Regions from separate parts of the Homo sapiens genome. Here region 2 is linked to region 1. Evidence: read pairs that join two places in POLR2A ChIA-PET (ENCODE). Cell type or tissue: A673. All regions are shown on one strand. Region 1 overlaps SOX6 (SRY-box transcription factor 6). Region 2 overlaps SOX6 (SRY-box transcription factor 6).

Region 1 (5,000 bases):
TGAAGAGGTAAGGCACTCTTCCACTTTAATTCCGGAAAGAAGCAGAGACTGGTTTCCCTGAATTTTTAGTACCACTGGTTTGGGAGAGAGCTGGGGAGTACAGTGCAGTCTAAGAGATAAGCACAGATAGAGAAGGGCGGGTTGTGTAGAGACTGAAGTAACTGAAGGATAGCGCAGAAAAAGCTTTGAGATTCACCTTCAGGTTTTGGTATGCTGAATGAGATCTTTGCCATAAGGCCACACTCGGAAAAACAGGTAACTAGCTGATTCCATTGAGTAGCTCTTGGGATCTGGTCAGTTCTCTTATTTTTAGGCGCATTCCAACTATAACAAACAGTCTAGCATGACTAATGTGGAAAAACTAAAGTGTAGTTTTAGTTCACAACAAGAATTTGTAATTTTTGCTGTTATAGCCCTTGCTAGTCATAATTATAGCAGCTTTACCTATTCTTTATAACCCAGAAACTTTATTATTAAAATGTTTGAAGCAGACTATAGAGCATCTATCATGACTTTTAAAGTTAATTAGATTACATAAAAGAAATAATTAGATTTGCATTTTTATCTTGGTTTTAAACATCCAAAGATCACAACAGCCTGCCTGTGGGCAATTAAAAACAGCATACAGCAGAGACATAGAGAGAGGAAAGAGGGTCTGTTTTTCCTGGCTAATTCATGATTGAAGATAGAATTACAAAATATTTTAAGGGCTTGCGGAAGCTAGGGGCTAATCCTAGACTTCTAAGCTTTGTTTATACCCCTCATTTCTTTGCAAGGGAGTATCATATGTATGTACAGTGCCAATAGAAGTATCAAATTACTTTCAATAGGTTTATTTAGTCCTTTTCAGAGAAAGTTGGAAGGAGATCCATTACCTGATCAATAACATACAAAAAACGACTATTTGCCAGAGCCAAAACAGGAGCACTGTAATTGCATTTTGTTCATCAATGATAAATACAAATAACAAAGAAATACAACCTAAGACAGAGGGACTATGTGGGATTGAAGTCAGCTTCTGACTGTCCTCGGTTTTTCTGTTGGGTGCTCCAGCCATTTCCAAAAGACAATAAATGGAAGGTGCAGCTCTTAAAATTAGAGGTCAATTAGATACTTAATGATGAAACATATCTCCAATATATATCTATTATTATTATGCTAGCAAAAAATTAATTAACTAGGTCAAGCAGGTCATGAAGGCTAATGTACAAAGCAATTATTTCTGATCTTTAGACAACTACTTCACATAAAAAGGTAGTCCTTTATTCTGCTCAGCAGATACCTGAAATGCCTGTAGTTAATCATATTGAAGGAAACAAAAGGTAAGGTCTATCTCCTTAAAAGGTGAGAGGACATCTCAAGTTATTATGTTTAATTGTTTAAGGACAATCACTTCCTTGCTGATAATATTAGCATCTTTCTGGTTACCAAAAAGGAAGAAAGGATAACACACATTTAATGATGCTCTACCACGTGGGAAACATACAGACTCACAAAATATATAAATAGCACACAGGAATATATTATAATCAAAATTAAAAACACTGTATATGAAAGATAATCATATATGCTTAAGAACAGAGTACAACTTCAGTGAAGTAATGAACACTGGTTTGGGTAAAAGAAAATAAGCAATATGTATTTCAACATTTAAAAGAAAAAGTTTTCAGATAAGACAAAGAATATTTGCAAAGACGCAGCAATGGCATTTAGTTCAGGCCTTCTACAAATAAAGTTTGCCATCTAATGCATATGTTAAATGATGAGGGGAGGGCAATGAATATTGCACATTAATCATAAAGAAAACAAGGCACTAAAAATTTCAAGTCTCACGATTTTACCCAAAAAAGACACATGTGTATGAATTGACTAAATCATTGGCCCTTGCCCAGAAAGCCAAATGCCTAAATAAAACCCCATCCAGCCAGTCCATTCTTAAGAGATCGTTGTTTAGTTAGTTATGTGAGGAGAGGACACTGCCTATATAGCTCACAATATAAGCCACTTGAATAACTCTAAAATTGGAGTCTGAAGAGACACAAATAATTGGATAATACTATTCATCCCTGGAAAAGGAAGTTTCTCACAGAGATATTTTAATGAGCTGAATTCTTTTGCAAAGACTCAGTTCTAGTTGCAAAATTCCATCGTTAAATGTGTTCCTATTGATGTGCTATAGAAACCAAAGAATGTGGTATATTGGATCCATAAAAAAAATCTCCAGATTCAAAACCATGGCCTGGTCAAATGAGGTTAGATGAATAAATATGTGAAAAAAATCAAGAAATGAGGATTTATAAAATATTTTCTGTTTTGCCTAGAATTGTCTTATATTTAATCATTGATTAAAATACTGTAAACATGCTTTGATCTGTTTACAACTGTCAAATTAATTAAAAGTGAATTCTGTTTACCAGTTAGCATAACTCAGAAGTAAAATGCTTCGAAATATTAGCTAAGATACTACAGTTCAATGAGTGGGAGGGGGAGGATGAAATTACTGAAGCAGTTATCTTTCCTTTGAAATTACAGCCTATGAATCAATATTCCCAACTCCAAAGATCCATATTCCATGACCTATTAGTTTTGCTTTCCATAGACTTGGTAAAAAATATGCTATTTCTGTCCTGGAAATATCAAAAATATCTATTTTTTTCCTGGGCTCCATATCAGGAGAATTACTTCACATGTAAAAAATTAGAGAAATCATCATTTTCCCCAAAGCACAGAGGGATCTGAATTTACAAAGCAAACATTCTCCGAAAAGACCTAATATTAAAGTGATATTTTAATAATCATTTATAATTATTATCCTGATTTATTAAAAGGTAAAAATGGACTCATCAAAACTATAAAAACAGTTCACAAAATCATACATCTTACTTTTCCAACACGGTTTACTTGGCTTTAGAAGAATCTATTTAAAAGTTTAGTTAGAATTTACGAAGGCAAAATAATGTTAAAAAATATATTCAAGGAAGACATATAAATAAAATTGTTCTTAACTGCACATATAAGTTCTGAATAATTGCAAATAAAATAAACATGGGAACTTTTACAATACTATCTTAATCATGCCTTTTCCTATTTCTAATGAAAAATCCTGTTTTTCAATTTGTGGAAGCCATTCATTCATTTTCATTTGTTTCCATTATAATAGACCCAGATGTGTCTGTGTGGGGTTGTTACAAGAGGTTAGGCACTCTTCCCTTTGTTTCTATTAAAGCTTGCAAATTGGGGGGAAAAAAACAGTACTATTTCAGAAGACAGCATTCTAAACTAGAGGAACGATTTTGAATGCAACCACCTCATACTCATGACCCATAGCCAGTTGCCATGATTTAATCTTGCTGACCATGTAAGCTAATAGGTTCTAGGACTCAAGATATAAAAAGAAAAAAAAAGTGTCAAACTTGCTCAAATTGTCTCTGTATTCATCATTTGCTTTTGAAAGAGAAGTTAAGTTTCATTTTTAATATATTTAATAATCTTTAATTCACCTTTAATAATTTTGTTTTATCCTTTGTTCTGTTTTGGGTTCAAATGAGAAAGTGTTTCTTTTTTTGATAGAAAAAAAATGTTTGAAGCATCCCTCAAGTCTCATATTTTGCTCAGAAAGCATTTAAAATTAATCCAACAATAATCTCTCTCTTAAATTTGATTAAATTTCAAAAGCCATATTTGAAAATATAGTTACCCTTTCCCCTTCCAAAAAAAAAAAAAAAGAAAGTCTGAATGTCAAATACCTGTTTTGTAAGTCTCAGAGATGAATACATTTTGTGATTTTGTGTAAGGAGTACGTGTTTTTCAGCATTTGAAAAATTTTTTGAATGGTCTCACATGTAGAAGGTAAATACTGACAAGATATGCCATAAAGCAGTAGCTCAGGACAGAATGAACTATAAATACAGGTCTTATTGCTTTCTCTTATTTTTTAAAAAATTTGAGTTCTTATTACAAAGAATCTTATATTTCTAAAGTGAATGTAACTCTGACATTGACTATCTTTATTTTATAATTTATACTGCTAAGTTCAAGTGCTGATTAGCTTAAATTAAAAAATTAAACAACAAGAAATATCCACACATTTTAAAAGCAATCAAACTTCTATTAGAAAACTTGAAAAACATTACTCCTATCTTTTCAAATTGATGTTTCCAAATGTTCATTCCAATGAATATTTTAAGATCATGTTCTGTAGTTTTCTGAAAAAGATGTAGTCAATTTATACTACACAATCATATATAAGTAATACACACTAAAAATATTTCATTAAAATATTCTGAACTGATTTGGTTGCTGTTCACCTGGAGTTCTCAGTGCCACAGGAAAACATCAGTGAAGACAACCAGTCAGTATAAACAGCACTGGACTAAGAAGTAAAATATATTAGAAAAGAATAAACAAGTAAGTTATAAAGCAGTAGTAAAAACAATAATTAACTGATATAAGAACACCTCAGGGAACTTCCTCCATTCCTGCTTTACAAATAGGAGAAACAGAGAGAACTAAACGATCATGTTATTTAACACCTACTGAGTTCCTACAGAGGGATCTACAGAAAAATGTAGGAAGCCACAGGCTAAAAATCTTGACCTGAGCAGTAGGAGCTACACTGAAAATTCTAATAAGGGCAGAACAAGGGAACACCTGGACAGTTATTTAATTAAGGGTCTCAGCATGAGTCATAAAAGAGATATCAGGATGAGAAATTATTCCAAGATTTAATTGTAAAGGCTGACTGTCAAAAATGCCAGACATTACAACTCATCTATATTTGGACTTTTTATTTTGCAACATGTGTACTTGAATATGGAATACTGAATACGACAAAAACCAACAAAAAAGTTGGCTAAGATCTCCTACTGAAAATAGCTGGACAAAATGCCAATTAGGTAAAGGGACTGCTTCAGATACCAAATTAGTACTTTAAGTGCAGTAACTACCTGGAACACTGAGTATGATTAACAAAATGAAGCAAGGATCGAAGGTAAAATCCT
Region 2 (5,000 bases), 87 kb after region 1:
AGTTTTAATTTGCATTACTTGGATTACCCACTTCTAGCCAAGACGGAGGCTGAATTTACCCTCCTGCAAAAAAAAAAAAAAAAGAAGCTTAAAAAACTTTGAGAAATAAGGTTTCAAGATTGCTCATCAAGCAACAAAGAGCAGTATCCCTTGAGAGAGAGTAAACAAATGAGTGAGCCCTACCATTTTCCCAGCTTACTGCCTGGAGAGAGTTTCCAGGCTACAGTACAAGGCAGAAGAACTCAGGTAAAGCCTATTTTCCAGAGTCAAGAGATTGAACTAAAAGTTCAAAAAGACTTAGGTGGCTAGAAATTACATGGCACAGTACTGAAGAATGACAAGCTTCAGAGAAAGGAATCCAGAGATCTGCAGAGGGGTCCCTTGAGTGCTCTACTGAGTACGACGGCCAGATGCATGTGAGAAAACTCATGAAGCCAGAAAAAGAATTGTCTGAAAGGATTAGAGAGACCCATCCCAGCTGCTCATAAAGGCCTGGGAATAGTCCTATCTTCACTAGCCAACGTGGAAATAGTCATGATTTGGTGCATCACACAGAAAATTCAGAAGGGCTTTTAGAAGCCTCAGTTGTGGGGTAAAACTAGCATTAGACTAGATAAATCCTGCCTTATCCTGCTTGGAAACTTAAAAACAATACCCTAAAGGATCAAACTGTTTCCAAGAAACTTAAAGCATCCCAAGACAAAGCCTAAGAATATTTATAGGAATATCCAACAAGGTAAAATTCACCATGGCTAGTATTCAACTTTTTAAAAATCAGGTGTGCAGAGAAGCAGGAAAATATGACCCTAATGAGGAGAACTATCAATCAAATGAAACTGAACTAACGATGACAGAGATATTAAAATTAACAAAGACATTAAAAGAGTTATTAAAACTATATTTTTTACATGTTTGCTAAGCTAGTAGAAAGATGTAAAAGGTTAAATGGAGGTATGAAACACATGTAAACAAAAAATTATTTTAATCAAATGTCTAGAGCTAAAAACCAAAATGTCTGAAATGAAAAACATACTGAATAAATCAAATGTCCAATTAAATATTGCAGAAAAAATTAGTAATCTTGTTGACATAGCAGTAGAAACTATCTAAAATGAAATGCAGACAGAAAATGTAAAAAAAAATGAACAGAGCATCAGTAAGCTGTGAGACAATATCAAGTGGTCTAATATATGCATAACTAGAGTCCTCAAATATAAGGAGAGAGGAAGAAAAAATATTGAAAATATAATGGCTGAAATTTCTTCAAATTTGATGAAAACTATAAATCTTTAAATTCAAACCAAGCACAAGAAATATGAAGAAAACTACACAAAGGTACATCATAATTAACTTGCTTAGAACCAGTGAATTAAAGAGAAAATTCTGAAAAGTAATCCCCCAAAAAGGCAGGTTATTGTAGAGGAACTAAAATCATGTGACAGCTGATTCCTCATTGAAAACAACTCAGGCCAGAAGACAATTGTGCAACATTTTTAAGTACTAAAATAAAAAATAAAACTCTACCTAGAATTCTATATCCAGCAAAAATATCTTTCAAACAAAAAGATGAAATAAAAAATTTTAGACACATAAAAGCTGATAGAATTTATCACCAGCAGATCTGGACTGTAAGGAATATTAAAGGAAATCCATCAAGCAAAAAAATTATATTGAAGGAGATCTGTATCTACAAAAAGGAATTAAGAGTAACAGAAATAACAATAACATGGGTGTATATTTAATTTTTTCTTTTTATTTAAATATTATTTAATGATAATTTGCTGTTTAGAGCAAAAAGAATATCAATGTATTTTAAGATTTATAAGATAAGTAGAATCCAAATGTATAACAACAATAATAAAATCTGGAAGAGAAATTAAAGTATACGTTTATTGTACTATAGTGTAAATACTATGAACATCTCTTGAAGGTGGACTGTAAGTTGAAGATGTATACAATTAAACTCCAAGGCAATCACCAAAATAATGCAACAGAAAGTCATAGCTAATAAACCAGCAAAAAATATACATGGTATTATTTTAAAAATCAAAAGAAAGAAAAATAACAGACTGTATCATGCATATAAAAAACATGAGCAAAATGATAGACTTAAATACAACCATATCAAAGCTCACACAGATAATCCCAATTAAATATACATGGCAGTCTCTTCAATAGATGGAGCTGGGAAAACTGGATAACCCGTATGTAAAAGAATGAAACTCACTCTTATTTTATACCACATACAAAATCAACTCAAAATAGATTAAAGATTTAAACATAAACTTGAAACTATAAAACTCCTAGAAGAAAACATAGAGGAAAAACTATACAACACTTGTCTGGGCAATGATTTTTTAGATTTCATTCCAAAAATGCAGGCAGCAAAAGCAAAAATAGACAAATGGGATTACGTTAAAATTAAAAAAAAACTTCTGCACAACAAATGAAACAATTAACAGAGTGAAGACAATCTACAAATTGGGAAAAAATATTTACAAGCCATACATCTGATAAGGGATTAACGTCCAAAATATATAAAGAAGTCAAACAACTTTATAAAAGAAAAACAAATAATTTGATTAAGAAATAGACAAAAGGCCTGAATACACATTTCTCAAAAGAAGGCGTATAAGTGGCTAAGAAATACATTTACAAAGCTTGAAATCATTAATCACAAGGGAGATGCAAATCAAAATCATATGGAGATATCATTGCACACCTGTTTAGAATAGCTAGTATAAAAAGGACCAAAGATAACCAGTGTTGGCAAGGATGTGGAGAAAAGGGAATTTTTGTATACTGTTAGTGGGTATGTAAGTTAGTATAGCCATTATGAAAAACTGTATGCAGGTTCCTGAAAAACCTAAAAATATAATTAACATATAATCCAGCAATTCCATTTCTGGGAATTTACCTGAACGATTTAAAATCAGTATGTCAAAGAGATGTCTGCATGCCTATGTTCACTGCAGCACTATTCACAATAGCCAAGTTATGGAATATCAAGCTAAGTGTCCATCAATGGATGAATGGATAAAGAAAATGTGGCATATGTACACAAAAGAATACTATTCAGCCTTAATAAAGGAAGAAAGATGTCATTTGCAATAACATGGATGGAATTGGAGAACATCATGCTAAGTCAAATAAGCCAAACACAGAAAGACAAATACCACATTTTCACTTATATGTGGAATTTAAAACAACTCAACTCACAGAAGGAGAGAGTAGAATGGTGGTTACCAGAGTCTAGGGTATGGGGAAATGGAGAGATGGCAATCAATGGCTACAAAGCCACAGTTAGATAAGAAAAATAAGTGTTTTTTTTAGACATATTGTATAGCATGGTGAATATAGCTAGTAATTGAGTACTGCACATTTCAATATCACTAAGAGAGTAAATCACGAATGTTTTTGTCACAAAAATGTCAAATATTTGACATGATGAATAGGTTAGTTTAATCACTCCACATCATTTTCAAAAATCATCATATCATCATGTACCCCATAAATACATACAACTATAATTTGTCAATACATAACATTAAAAAGTTAGAGATAGTCAAGCTGGATAAAAAGCAAAACTCATATATACCTTGATAAGACTATGTTGCTATATAAATATCAAAGTAGAGTTTAGAGCAAAAACTATTATCAGGGATAAAGAGGATCATTTCATAATGGCAAAGTATATGATATGATATGATATATGATGATACGATAGAGAAGACGGTCATTCTAATTGTTTATGCACCTAGTAACAGAGCTTCAAAATATACGTATCACAAACTGATATAACTACAAGAAGAAATGACAAATTCACAATTGTAAGTCAGATAATTCAACACCCCTTTCTTAATATCTGACAGTCGTATCGCTTCAATAATTGAAAATAGTATCTCTTCATAGGCTACATAGGGCCATTTTTACATTTGTTTTTTGAATTGTCTATCCATGTCCTTTTCTCTTTGTTTTGAGATTTTTTTGTCCTTATTTCCCTCAAATTTTCAGAAATTCCAGAGTTCTTTATATATTAGGAATATTAGTCCTTTATTTTTTATATATGGACAAATATTTTCTCTCAATTTGTAGGTTTTGTTTTGGTTTTACTTATGATCTTTTTAACATGCAAATACTTTTATTTGTATGTATTCAAATCTAGCATGCTTTTCCTTTATTATCTCTGGATTCTGAGTCATAAGGCCTTTCATTCAAGAGAAATTCACCTATGTTTTCTTGCAATATATTGCTTTTTTTTTTAACCCTTAGATCTCTGATCATTTTGGAGTTTATTCTTTTCTATAGTATTAAGTATAGATCTAACGTTATCTTTTTTAAATGGCTACCGCATTTGAATTTAATATATGGCTATACCATATATTAAAAAGTTTATCTATGCCCTAGTGATTTGAAATGCTAACTTCATTATATACTAAACTTCCACACATATTTGGGTTTAATTATGGACTTTATTCTCCTTGTTTATTCATTTGCCATTACTGTACTCCATAGTTTTAATTACAGACTTTATAGTTTGCTTTAATGTCTATTAGGACTATTCTCATACCCCCTGCATTTGTAATTTTCTTTTTAAGTATATTCCTCACTATTCTTGCATGTTTGTTTATCCATATGAACTTTAGTATCAACTTGACTAGCCTCATCATAAAAACTTCGGGGAATGTGTTACATTTATAAATTATAAATTTATAAAAATTTAAAAATTATAAATTAACTTATAAATAACTAACTTCTTCATGATGTTGAGTTGCCCTATCCACCAAAAGGGGATGTCGTTTTATTTGTTCAGATGTACTACTGTGTCTTTTAGGATTATTTTAAAGCTTTCCTCATATGAAATTTGTATATTTTCTTTTAAGTTTACTCCTAAATATTTAATCTTCTTTGTTGCTACGGCAAATGGTGTTTTTTCTACCATTAATTATATCCTCTAATTGGCTGTGCTATTTTCTACAAAAGCTATTAATTGTTGTATA

The links. Peaks named below come from ENCODE experiments on the same cell type or tissue, not always from the same donor. Only the 100,000 strongest peaks of a DNase experiment are listed, where the experiment ranks them.
Region 2: POLR2A ChIA-PET joins it to region 1 with 6 read pairs; 2 of 35 experiments call an interaction of 5 or more read pairs at or near these places.

Annotation. Positions count from the first base shown.
Region 1 is chr11:16,177,850-16,182,849 of GRCh38, forward strand. All of the region lies in intron 6 of SOX6 (SRY-box transcription factor 6), which reads right to left. Among named protein-coding and RNA genes, the nearest start is that of SOX6, 180 kb to the right of the region's middle. RefSeq lists enhancers at 1-8, 977-1,121 and a cis regulatory region at 1,049. In A673, no CTCF peak of the experiment used is centred here; DNase peaks (open chromatin) are centred at 692 and 1,942; H3K4me3 peaks cover 403 bases; H3K27ac peaks cover 1,370 bases.
Region 2 is chr11:16,264,784-16,269,783 of GRCh38, forward strand. All of the region lies in intron 3 of SOX6 (SRY-box transcription factor 6), which reads right to left. Among named protein-coding and RNA genes, the nearest start is that of SOX6, 89 kb to the right of the region's middle. In A673, no CTCF peak of the experiment used is centred here; no DNase peak of the experiment used is centred here; H3K4me3 peaks cover 243 bases.